Linked DNA regions of Mus musculus: region 1 is linked to region 2. The links are chromatin loops, found by intact Hi-C in ENCODE. Cell type or tissue: left cerebral cortex. All regions are shown on one strand. Links, peaks and the distances in the headings refer to the core of each region. The heading gives the core; the rest is flanking DNA.

Region 1 (2,902 bases), core at 259-2,758, 53 kb before region 2:
TATAAACACACCACACATACATACACTAAACACATACACACACATACATGCACACATATTCATATACACATCACACATACACACACCACACATACATATACACACATGCACACACATACATGCACACATATACACATACATACACACACATACATACATACACACATATACAATACACAAATGCACACATGCACACACATACACACCACACACACAGCATCTGAAGAAAGAAGAAGTTGGGTGGCCTGCAAGCTCATACGGTGGTATAATGATGGGGTGTGCAGCCTGCAGTGGGCTGCAATGGCCGCCCTCAACAAGACAAGAGGGAGGAGAGTACCATGGCAGCTGGGCTAAAGGCAGGCAATTTAGACTCACCGAGTCCTAGTCTCTGCCCTTCTGGTGACATAGTGGCAGTGTGTCCTCGGCTCTCACCCAGAGTTCCCTCTGCAAGTCCTGGACACTCTTTTCTGGCAGAACTCACCTACTAAGGCCGTTAGAAGCTCGACAGAGATTGGAGTGATTATCATCTTCTGAGACTCTCAGCAATTTAAAAGAACTGAAATGGCCAGAGAGGTTAGCAGAGCCGTGTCTGTAATCTGGCCGCCGAACAAATAAACACGCTTAACAAACATGGAACCCTGTAATCACAGTGGTCACAGATAATTACAAGGTTCGTCGACAGGATTAATTCGTAATGCACTGCAGATGGTGTAGTCTGGGAATGGAACGCATACGGAAGACCGTGTGAAAGACGGTGTTCTTTATGCATAAGGGCCGTGGATGAGGCTAAATTTGGGCAACTTGCTAAATGTGAAGCAGGACACGAGCTGCATGCTTTCTCTAGCCACTCAGAGCAGTTACTCAGAAGGAGCAGGGTTGCCTTCAGCCCTCCGTCGTCAGCCCGGGATCGGCAACCGTCCTTAGTGCATTTTACAGGCTCTCAATCTATGTAAGACATATTCATGGTCTGATCATTTGTTCTCGGCCTATGGCACCGATTGTGGAGGCCCTGGAGTTTACAACGGGAGGTGGGTCTGGTTGCAGGAAGTAGGCGGGAGAGGTGGGTTTTGAAGGACAGACTGACCCTGGTTTTGCCCCAATTTCCTGAGCCTAGATCACACGCTTACAAGTGTAGCATCCCTCCATGCGTTTTCTGCCATAACGGACTGAAAACTTTTGACCTGTGAGCCCAGGTGAGCTTTCCCACCTCCATTGGTTTCTGTCAGGTGTCTTGGTGGCGTCCCCGCAAAAGAACCTTGCTGAACCAATGACGCGTTTTGAGTCACTGTATTAAAATAAAAAGTGGTGGTGGGGGGGGGGGGGGATGCTATTCTACTCCTGGAATTGTAACAAGGGCTTAAGGGACTAAGATGGAGACTCCAGGGCATGGAGTGGGTTCTGAGTCAGGAAACAGGGGTCCTGGGTGAAGCAAGTGGGTTCTCTATCACCAACTGTATAAGTGCGAGCTTGGGTGAAGGGCAGGGGGCTTCTGGGACAGACCCGAGGTGATTTTATCCTGGACAAAAATGAGGATTCTAGGCCAGGACAAAGATGCATGCTGGGATTGGAAGCAGTAGGTTCGAGGACAGACACAGATGGGCTGTGGGCTGGCATCCCACCCCACGCTCCCAGAACGCCCATGCACTGTTCCAAGGAGCCCACGCTTCCCTGGGCGCTCGCAGCGCGGTGTCCCTAGGCCAGGCTGAGCAGCCCCTTTCCCTCCAGTGAACTGGGCAGAACTGGCCGTGGCTAGCTAGACTGGGCCTCCCTGTGGGCAGGCGCCAGGTCTGCAACAGCTCCAGTCAGCAGCGCCCAGGCGGGGCCGGGAGCCGCGGATCTTCCAGGCTGTTCCATTTGCAATTTCATCCCACGTGTCCGCGGGGCCTCAGAAGTGTGTGTGGGATTCATCACAGGCAAGAGGGGCGAGGGGAAGGACACCAAGGGGAGGAGATGCGGAAGGGAGGACCGAGCGGAGGGGATGCAGGAGGGAGGGAGGGAGGAACAAAGGCGTCTGATAGGCGAAGCCCCCGGACCTGATGCGCGCACCCGATGCTCGGTGGGGCGGGACGCGCGGAGCCCCCCGCGGGTACGCGCGGCAGATGCATGCGCCGGGGGTCCCGCCCCGCCCCGCCGCCCCCTCCCCGCCGCCAGGCGCGCGCGGCATTGTGGGAGTTGTGGTCCTCGGGGTGGCGGAGCGCAGCGCGGGCGGCACCGGCTCGGCGGGGCTCGCGGCTCCGGCCGGGCGGCGGCTGCGGGCGCGGCAGGGGGCGGCCGCGTCCCTGGGGCAGTGGCGTCGCCCGGGTCCCCGCAGCCGCCCGCGCAGGTAAGCGGGGTCTCCAGGGCTGCGGGGCAGAGGAGGACGATGCTAGGGGCGCCCGCGCCTGCATCCCGGGCCGGCCCAGGGCCCGCGGTCGCCTAGCACCGGCTGCGTGCTGAGTGCCTCTCGAGCTGGACCGCGCAGCGCAGCATCACCCCCACCTTTTCTCCTCCCCCTCTTTCTCTCTTTCCAGCTTCCTCCTTCGCCTTTTCCCCTGATCCCCCATCCTCCTCAGCATCACCCACTTTGACCCACCTCCCTGTCCCGAGAATTGTCACGCGCCCTAAACCTCCTTCCCACTTTTCCAGGTAACCCTCACCTCACCATCTCTTCCCCTGACTACCTGCGTTAACGCATCTTTCTGACCTCTTCTGTCGTACTCTCTCCAGGGCCTGTGACACTGGCGGGAGACTGTGAGGAGGAAGGTCCCTAGAGGGGAGGGCTTGTCTCCGGACAGTTCTCTGCGCCCCCTGGTAGAGAGGATAGCAAGCAACACAGCTACCCCCTATCCTCTCCTGTGGTGTGCTGTACCTTGCGGGGGGGGGGGGGGGTTCGGGGTCGCCTGGCTTCACCTCAGGGTGACCC
Region 2 (2,902 bases), core at 91-2,590:
CAGAGTGCAAGAGAGAACTTTGACAGAGGGGAAGACAACTCAGTGTATCATGGAATACTCTGCCAGAAAAGAGTCTTGGCCTCACTCTGATTCTTCGCTCCTCCAAGAGAACTGTCCAGAAACAGGTGGTACAGGCATTAAAATTACTATCCACGAGGCTGAAATTTTCTGACAGTCTTATTTCACTGTGTGGATAACACTGGGAGGAAACACAAAAATAATTTAATCCTTTTCCTTGACAAGCCTTCCGTCATTTTCATCTATAGTCTTTGTTTTGTTTTGTTTATTTGTTTGTTTGTTTTTTCGAGACAGGGTTTCTCTGTATAGCCCTGGCTGTCCTGGAACTCACTCTGTAGACTCAGGCTGTCTCTGCCTCCCAAGTGCTGGGGTTAAAAGTGTGCGCCACCACCACCTGGCTTCATTAAGACTATAGTCTTAATCCCACTTTTCTGGTTAATTCCTTCAAGGACAGGATCTCTAAAGCTGGCCACAATCTGCCACCTGTGGAAATAGTACGTTGAAGTCTCTTAGGGAGGGAGCCAGGCATGGTAGTTTAGGCCTTTTATCCCAGCGCACTGGAAATAGACAGGCAGATTGCTGAGTTCCAGGCAAGCTATGGCTACAAAGCAGGACCCTCTCTTAAAAGCGAGTAAACTCTCTTAGGAAGAAGGAAGTGCCCGAGGGGCATCCCCCACGAACCCGAAAAGGCCTCTTAAATATCAGTCACCTCAACTACACACACCTCGTTCTGCAGCAAACACAGGGCGAGCACACTGTGCAGGGCATCTCTGTTCCTGGAACCACCCCTCCCATTCCCTGAGGCCTGCTCGGAGGACCTAACAGCGAGTTCTCAAAGGTCCCGATGAGGTCAGTGATTGTGTAAGGGACCTAAAGAGGCCATGACACCCTAAGAGTACAGGCAGGGGGACAGTGCGGGTGCGCGCGGGGACGGAGGGAAGTCCCTCGCTGGTCAGGAGCCCCGAACCCTGCGGCCCGATCGCGTGGATCAGGCTCGCCCGCCCGCCCGCCCACCGGGACCCCGGGCTCTGTCTGGCCGCCCGCGGGAAAACCCCCGATACCTGCGCCCGCCCGGCAGCCCCGCGATCACGCGCGGACCCACCTCCCGCCGGTGGGGGCTTGGCGATGACGTGAGGTGTGACGCAGCCTGTGACGTCGGCGGCACGGCGGCCGCTCTGGCGCACTCTGCTGACGTCAGAGCATGGCGGCGGCGGCTCTCGAGCCCTGGAGCGCGGTGGCTCCGCGGAGGAGGAAGCGCGCGGCGGGAAGGCGACCGCGGCCGGGCGAGGGGCCCCGGGCCGAGCCGGAGGCGGACGGCGAAGCGGTGCTACGCCGCCTGCGGGAGGCCGAGTGAGTGCAGCGCCGAGAGGCAACTCCAGCCTCAGTGTCCCTAACCTGGAAATGGGTGTGCCAACCCGCTGGGAAAGGCTGAGTTCTCCCTCCGGTGTCACTGTAGCAAGCTCTCAGTAAAGCTGCCATTCCCATTCGCTGCGGCTGCGGCAGTTTATCATCCTGTGTCCCTGTCTGCCACCTTTGAGATGGGGGTTTAAGCATTACGTAGGGATGCTCAGAGGATTGTGTGATGTGACTGTAGAGCACTCCCTGGCACCCAAGCTCGAGGTGGGGGAGGAGGGTGTCAGAAGGTGCTCAGAAGACCTCTGCTTTCACTGCATAGGTTAGGACAATCAAACTCAAATGTGAGGCTTGGTGGCAAGAACCTTTACCCTATAAATCATCAGCTCTGGATTTGGAGGCGGGATCTTGTACTATAGCTTAGGCTAGCCCAGCAGCCCTGAATTGGAGGATATCCCGTCTTTGCTGTGGGCCACACACCACATTGGTTATTATCCGTATTGTAAATCGAGGTTGCAGCAAACACAGATGTCAACATTTGCATCAATGGTTTACTGAGCAGCAGCTGTGTGCGCAGACTTTTGCAGCCTATGTATTTCACAGGCTCACTGGAATCCTGGGCACTCCGAGAGACATACAAAGATCATTGTTTCAGGCCCAGGCCTTGGTGACTTCAAACCCCATGCTTCCACCTAATCATTATCATGTACTCTATTATGTTACATCCATCTCCCCAGCACTTGGTCTGTACCTTCTTACAGGGCACATAGACGGTGCCCACCATACACAGGCTACACCGTGTTCTTGCCTTTTCTAGTTTTGGTCTTACAGGGCTAAGTTAGAAATGTTGGTAGCATTTTGTATGGGTCAGAAGGGCTGTGATGAGGGGGGCAAGTTACACTTAAAAAGCATTGGTGACCCAGAAGTTACCTCTGAACATAAATTACTGGCGGTGCAGCTGAGAGGACAGATAGAAGCAAGCAGTGCCTTAAAGTCTCGAGATTAGTGAGACATAGGTGTCTAGGACCTGAACTCTTCAAGGCGCACACCAGATAGTCATTGTTTCCTCAGCTGCTTCAGAATCTCCCAGAATGCCCTGCTTCTCCCAGCATCCTTCCAGGGGTGTGGTTATCACTCCTGAGCATAGAGAATCTGATTCAGGGCTACTTAGAATATTACAGAGTACTTTGATTTATCGGGCACTTCTTTCCTTAGAAGAATGTAGGTCGCCTGGGGGCAGTTTCTCTCCTCTTTGTCCCTAAACATTGCCTCTGGCATACTTAAATTCACTGTTGATTGTTCTGCCTTAGGCTGTGGAAACCAGCTGACCAGACCCTTGGACTTCCTCTTTGACCTTCTTTTTACCGTTATTTATAGTGGGGAAGCTATTGAGTTCCTGCTGAGTAGCTCATTCATTTCCCCCTGCTACTCTCCAGTCTTGAGAGGACACTCCCATCATAAAGGGAAAGTCTGAGGACTTTATTTATTGAACTGCATCTCTGCCATGCCAAAGTAGTAGAACACACCCAGA

Evidence for each region. Peaks named below come from ENCODE experiments on the same cell type or tissue, not always from the same donor. Only the 100,000 strongest peaks of a DNase experiment are listed, where the experiment ranks them.
Region 1: a loop joins it to region 2, with 7 times the contacts of the local background. A loop is called at or near these places in 3 of 42 quality-filtered maps.

The regions. Positions count from the first base shown.
Region 1 is chr5:112,394,139-112,397,040 of GRCm38, reverse strand. It overlaps Asphd2 (aspartate beta-hydroxylase domain containing 2), which reads left to right and starts at 2,268. Exons shown (of 6, transcript NM_001357013.1): 1 at 2,268-2,323. In left cerebral cortex, for the core only: a CTCF peak has its summit at 1,774; DNase peaks (open chromatin) are centred at 799, 1,824 and 2,509; H3K4me3 peaks cover 1,374 bases; H3K27ac peaks cover 2,228 bases.
Region 2 is chr5:112,341,341-112,344,242 of GRCm38, reverse strand. It overlaps Srrd (SRR1 domain containing), which reads left to right and starts at 1,203. Exons shown (of 7, transcript NM_001359388.1): 1 at 1,203-1,368. The coding sequence starts at 1,220. Hps4 (HPS4, biogenesis of lysosomal organelles complex 3 subunit 2) reads right to left here and starts at 1,148. Exons shown (of 14, transcript NM_001359853.1): 1 at 1,080-1,148; 2 at 1-199. In left cerebral cortex, for the core only: a CTCF peak has its summit at 1,342; DNase peaks (open chromatin) are centred at 799 and 1,184; H3K4me3 peaks cover 1,763 bases; H3K27ac peaks cover 1,733 bases.